2 separate regions of the Mus musculus genome follow, and region 1 is linked to region 2. Evidence: chromatin contacts called from ENCODE POLR2A ChIA-PET data. All regions are on one chromosome and are shown on one strand. The core of a region is the stretch at or near the end of the contact, and the rest is flanking DNA. Distances in the headings are between cores, read along the strand shown. Region 1 holds the start of Rasl10b (RAS-like, family 10, member B). Region 2 holds the start of Pex12 (peroxisomal biogenesis factor 12).

Region 1 (3,026 bases), core at 120-2,619, 110 kb after region 2:
GAAGCCATCTTGGAAACACATCTTCGGGCATGTCAGTGTGTTTCCAGGGACGTTTAACTGAAGGGGGTTTTCCACCTGCATCTCGGGCAGCACCATCCCACGGACTGACTAAAAAGGCAAAAGGGGAAATTGAAATTTGAGCTTAACGCTAACGTGCATCTCTGCTTCCAGGCTGCATGCACAGTGCCAGGGACCTCACATTCCCACCACTTTGCCTTCTGGCTACAATAGATGTGTCTATTGTCATCACAATAGCCAAAACTAAGTCGCTTTTGTCAGGTACTTGCCACACCAACAAGAAAAGTAAAACGGGGGTCTTTGAGACCCTTTTAGGGGAACAAGAAGCAGTCAGGGTCATAACCTCTGTCAGCCTCTTCTGACCCCATTCTTCCAGCCTGAAGCATTCTGTCAGGTCTCTGGACTCTCAGTTGCTCCTAGCCTCAGCTGACCTCTCTGAAGTGGCCCACCTGATTTGCCCTCTAAGACCCCTTTTGACTTCACAAAGGAATTTGTCTGTGGCCTCTCCACTGGACTATGTGAGCCCTCTGCTGAGCTTTTCCGAAGCAAAGCTGCCCTGCTAGTGACACAGCCTTAGCATTCCATTTTGCATTTAAGTAAAAGTAGTTACTCATCCTTTCTCAGCCTCAGTGATCTCATCTGTAAAATGGGGGAAACAACCTCCTTCGTGGAATGTTCTGGGAATTTAACTTGAGGATTTAGGCAAAGCTCTTACCACATTGGAATGTTACCTACTGATAAAAATATGTTGGTGAGGACTATTTTAGATTAAATACAAGAGGAACTGCACCCTCAAGCCCTGCAAATGCTGGGATCTCAAAGGAGAGGGATCCGCAGCCTTAGAGGAGTGGAGGTCATGCTTTGGCAGGGGACCAGCTTTGCTTGGCACTAGCCTGGCCTGCTGTTCCCTGCCGCAGTGAAGGGTGAGAGTGACCACCCTCTACTCCGTCCTTCAGGGGTGGAAGAGCAAGAATCTGGATGCCAGCAACCAGGGCAGGACACACGCTGGGCATCTGCCAGTCACTGACTGACTGTATCGGTAAGGGTCAAAAGGACAGCGTGGGGAGGAGGGGACGAGCCCTGCCGAGGGCAGGGTGCGAGGCTGTGTGGGAAGGGAGTCGCAATGAAGGCAGAGGCTCCGGGGCCTTTCTCGTCCCCGCCCCCAACTCGTCCAGGCTCGAGCTAATTTCTCCCAGGGGAGAGTCGCGGGGGTCGGGGGCGTAGGGGAGGATTGAAGGTTGAGGTTAGGGATTGGGGAGCTGGTCCCGCGGCGCCCCAGTGAATCCGTCGGGCTCGGGGACCCAGCGGAACCCCCCGCGCCCGCCTCCCCCTCCGCCGGCGCGAGTGGGGCGGCGCGCTCCGCAGGGCGAGCAGCTGAGCGACCCTCGGTGCTGCGGCCCCCCGCGCCCCAGCCCGCCGCGCCCGGGCCGCGGGCGGCGCCCCTCATCCTCCCCCCGGGCGGGGGAGCCCAAGGCAGCGCCGGAGCCCGGGGGGAGCGCGGCCGCGCCGGCCAGGGCAGGGGGCAGGCAGCCGGGACGGCCCCGGGTAAGCGGGAGGAGGAGGAGGAGCGGGGCGACCGCGGGGTGAGGGGCAGCCCGGGGAGGGGGCAGCGGGCAAGCCGGAGTGGAGCTGGAGCCGGCAGCCAGCGGGGCTCCTGCAGCCCCCACACCTGCCACCGATCGGGTCACTGGGAGCCCGGCATCCGCCGGCGCCCCCACCCCCACGCGGACGTGGTAGGGACTCACCACCCGAGGACGTACGGCCCGGCCTTTAGGATCCTCAGAACCCCCGACCTTCCCAGTGTGAGGTAGAGACCCAAGATGTCCAGGCCGGGGAAGGGACTAAAAAGAGACTGTGGCCCGAGTGTGTGACCCCTGCCTCTTGCCGGGAGCTGTCTGCAGACTCACTGCAGAATGCAGGCCCTGGGGAAGCTCAGGGGGCCTGGGCCCTGCTTCCTGGGACAGACCTTTCACCCCCACATAACTAGGCATGTGGGCTTAGTAAACTGCTTAGACCCAGGACTTGTGCCTGGGAAGAACTGAAGGGGCATCTGTTCCCTCTGAGTTGGGGACAGGGCCACACTTAGGCCTGGTAGCTCCAGAGGCTTGCCAGTGCATAGGGGGCTGTTCTTGTACCCACTTCTTGACTCCCAGACTGTACCTGGTTTTCGTGTCTGCTACTACTCAAAAAGAGTTGGTTTGGGGGCTTGAGAATCTGCAGATAGGATACATCCTGAAACCTCTGCCACACCCAGAGTGAGTCCGTGTTCTTCTTTCTTGCTCTTTGCCCTCTCGAAGGCCCAGGACTCCCCCATCCCCACCTGCTCGTGCTGTTATGTAATTAACCCAGCTGAGCCTCTTTGCTAAGCTGGCAGCATCCAGGGATGCCCCAGAGGCCTAGGGACCTGAAGGGTTGTGCGTGGTGGTAGCGTTAGTTTTGTCTCCGTAGGAAGCAGGCTCAGAGGAGCACCTGTTGGGGAAGGGACATGCATGAGGCAGGCACAAGAGAGATTAGAGTCCTAGTCTTAGCTAAGGTGGCTTCCTTCCCTAAGTCTCTGGGTCTTGATTTATTGGTGATGGATTTTTGTTCTTCAATAAAATGAAAGGCATCATATACATGCATATGGACATATGGATGCCCAGGTACACACACTGCAAGTTTATGAGCCCATGCAACTGTAGATAGTGACCCATTCCTAGATTGCCAGGAGGTTCAACTGAGCGTCTGGGAAAACCTTAGAGGACAAGTAGCCACGGTTCATTGCAATACCTTCTCTGTGCCAGGCACTGGGCTTTCCGTGGACAACCTCACAATACCTATGAAGTTTCTTGGCCAAGGTCATCCTTTAAATTATTTAAATAAATGGCAGAGCTGGGAGTCTAACCTTGATGGTTCTTGCTCCAAACCCTGCCCTTTATTTACCATTGTGCACATATACATACATAATCGTAGGTTGAGTGTTGTGAACCAGGACAGCCTGGGGGGAGGCATTCACCTATGATCCATGC
Region 2 (3,089 bases), core at 394-2,893:
AAGGTGTGCCTATTATGAGAGAGGTCACCAGGATGGTGGCCCATGCTTTATGGATGTGAGGAATAACTTCTGTGACTTAATAGCTAGGGTAGACCGGATGATTGGTACAAATTTTCAAATTTTGTTAATAAAGGGGTTTTAGGAATGGCCTTACCTTCTGACGGGCTCCTGCATTGCACTGGCTTCAACCAGTCTCTGTTTGATAGCTTGCATGTCCTGAGCTGTCAGTCGAGCTAACCGAACTCCAGCCAGTTTCAGCAGGGGAGAGTGATGCTCAGCTTTCCCCAAGATGTAACGCAGTTGTTGTGTAAGAAACCAGCCTTCCCAGGCCATGTTAACAAAAGGGTAGGCCGCCAGAAAGGCTCTGTAGAATCGTTTCCAGCGAGAAGAAGGGGGGTGAATAGAGTATTCGTCTTCTTCTCTCAAGCTAGAAGCCAGCTTCTCTAGCTTCACTTTCAGATAGGGAAGAAGGACAAGGAACATGGCAGATTTCCAGAGGTGTTCCTTGGGAAGACCAGCACTGGCCGGTCTCTGAAGATGCGGCGAGCTCCCTGCCACAATCCGCTTTAAGCCATAAAAGTGTTCAGAAAATGAGGCACTAGTTCTAGAAAGATAATGCTGCTGGAGCAGGAAGTCTAGCAGAGTGAAGATTTCATCAAACCACCGCCAGAGGAAGCCATAGTGCGCAGGATTTGATTCTGCAAGAACCTGATGCAAAAACATTTTATTACAGTCTTCAGTTTGTATTCACATCAGCCTTTTCCTTTTAAATTCAATACACCTGGCTTAAGTAATTGGCTTTTGGGGTATAGTCTGAGTTCCTGAGGTCATAGGAATGGAGTACAGAGCTCTTTGAATGGATGCCCATTAAGTCCTGGATACAAATGACACATGGCGATCATTGCAAACTTAGGGTTACTAGTAAAATGTTTGGAGTTTTATCCAGTCGTCCCTGAAACGATTCAGAGAAGTAATACCTTACCTTGACCACATGCTGAAGAGCGGGTCTCACTGCTGTCATTAAACTGTCCTGTGCTACCACCTCAAAGATGGATGGCTGGTCGTCCGCCACTGAAGCAGTTGTGATGTGAGCCCCATACTCAGCCATTGTGTCTTGTGTGAACTGGGATTCACTTTTCCCACGAACACTCTAGTGAGCATGAACTTGTTTTTGTATCAAACGGGTGCTGAGTCTTAGTCCTTCTGCATGGCACCTGAAACTAAAAATTGAATTTTACAGGAGTGAAAAATCAACGGGGGTGGGTGGGGGGAGCTTATATGGAGGCGGAGGAGAGGGAGTCTCAAAGTAAGGACTGTTAACTCCGGAGCTGGGGACGTGGCACGTGGGGTCTGGGGAATGACTTGTCAAATGCTGCACCTCACAGGGCAGAGCGTGACTCGGAGGCGGGGAGTGGGCCAAGAAACGTGTCGCTCGAACCGCAGTCCGGGAGCTGCGAGGCCCGGCTCCGGCGGCTGCCTGAGAAGCGCCCGTCCTTGCTTGCTGACCTCGGGCACGGAGCAGAGGACCCGTGACGCCACCTGCGAAAGGAGGTCTCGGCTTTGTGACCGAAACCGTACCCGGAAACAGAAGCTCCGAGGACCTCCACACGGCGGGCGGAAGACAGGCGCTCTAGCATCGAATGTAGCCCTGAGCCGGAACTCGGGAACTCTATGACCAACTGGGACTTCCGTTTCCGCCCCCCTGACGACGAGGCGACGGGTTAGTGCAGTGAGTGCATTCTGTTCCTGGTTAGCTCTGAGCGAAGCTTCCTGGAGGGCGGTACTCGAGCCTCTGTGCCGAGCTGGGGTCCCTGCCTGACGCCGGTTGCCATGGGAGATCAAGCCAGGTCCTTTCTGCCAGGTGGTGCTTAGCTCAAAGTCGGCCACCTTCCCGAGTGTTAGTCAGTTATCAGCAAGTTTTACTAAAATGACAAAAGATTCATTCTTGCCTACCAGAATTTAGGACGGCTACTTTTTTACTTACTTACAGACAGCTTAACTTGTCATCCATGTGTAAAATTAAGTTATAGCTCTAGGCACATTCTGCTAGATGAAATTGATTCCTGCCCTCCAGCTCAGTAGGTATTAGCAGTATTAGCAGCGCAGGGATCGTTATGATTCTCGAACTGAATAGTAGCATTCAGCTCTAGAGGACCTTAGGGTATAAAAGTGGGCAATTGGTTTGTATAATGAGAACCTTATAAAGGGATTGGTTTTAGTTTCAATTTAAATTTTGAAGTTTTTTTATAGTTCTAAAGTATGATCCATACTTCACTAAAGTCACTGTCAGAAGTGCAATTGTTGAATTTCTAAAAAGTATTAAAGATTTTTGTTTTAAATAATGTTTGTTTCAGCTTAAAAGTTTTTTTGATTTTTGGTTTTTTTTTTCGAGACAGGGTTTCTCTGTGTAGCCCTTGGCTGATCTGGAACTCACTCTGTAGACCAGGCTGATCTCGAACTCAGAAATCCGCCTGCCTCTGCCTCCCGAGTGCTGGGATTAAAGGCATGCGCCACCAACGCCCGGCTTCAGCTTAAGAGTCTTAAGGTTTATGTACATATCCTTGGCTAGCATTCAAGTTGGCTTTCGTGCTCAGCCTTGAGTTTTAAGGACCCGAGAACTACATAAAGCATCTGGTAAATATCGCATGCTAACCAATGGGGTCTTAATTTTAAAAAGATTTTTAGGTTGTACTAGTATTTGCTGGCACATATATGTATGTGCCACATGCAGCCTGGTAACTGCAAAGGTCAAAAAAGTATGTTTGATTCTCTGGAACTGGAGTTACAGACCATGTGTGTGCTGGGAACCAAAGTCAGGTCCTCTGCGAGAGCAACCAGTGCTGTTAACCACTGAGCCATCTCTCCAGCCCACCAAGCCACCTCTCCAGCCCACTGAGCCACCTCTCCAGCCCACTGAGCCATCTCTCCAGCCCACTGAGCCACCTCTCCAGCCCACTGAGCCACCTCTCCAGCCCACTGAGCCATCTCTCCAGCCCACTGAGCATCTCTCTAGCTGTTTATGCTTTTAAGTGAATAGCAAAAACACACAGCTAAGAAATAGCTAAAACAGGTAGAAAATGAAACATTTG

What was found. ChIA-PET counts read pairs that join two places held with the same protein, here RNA polymerase II (POLR2A).
Region 1: POLR2A ChIA-PET joins it to region 2 with 13 read pairs in Patski. The contact joins the promoter of Rasl10b here to the promoter of Pex12 in region 2. POLR2A ChIA-PET finds 5 or more read pairs at or near these places in 3 of 5 experiments (Patski and embryonic stem cell).

The regions. Positions count from the first base shown.
Region 1 is chr11:83,408,319-83,411,344 of GRCm38, forward strand. It overlaps Rasl10b (RAS-like, family 10, member B), which reads left to right and starts at 1,370. Exons shown (of 4, transcript NM_001361568.1): 1 at 1,370-1,563.
Region 2 is chr11:83,297,334-83,300,422 of GRCm38, forward strand. Pex12 (peroxisomal biogenesis factor 12) reads right to left here and starts at 1,644. Exons shown (of 4, transcript NM_001364762.1): 1 at 1,379-1,644; 2 at 983-1,220; 3 at 155-708. The coding sequence starts at 1,108. It also overlaps a transcript of Ap2b1 not described here.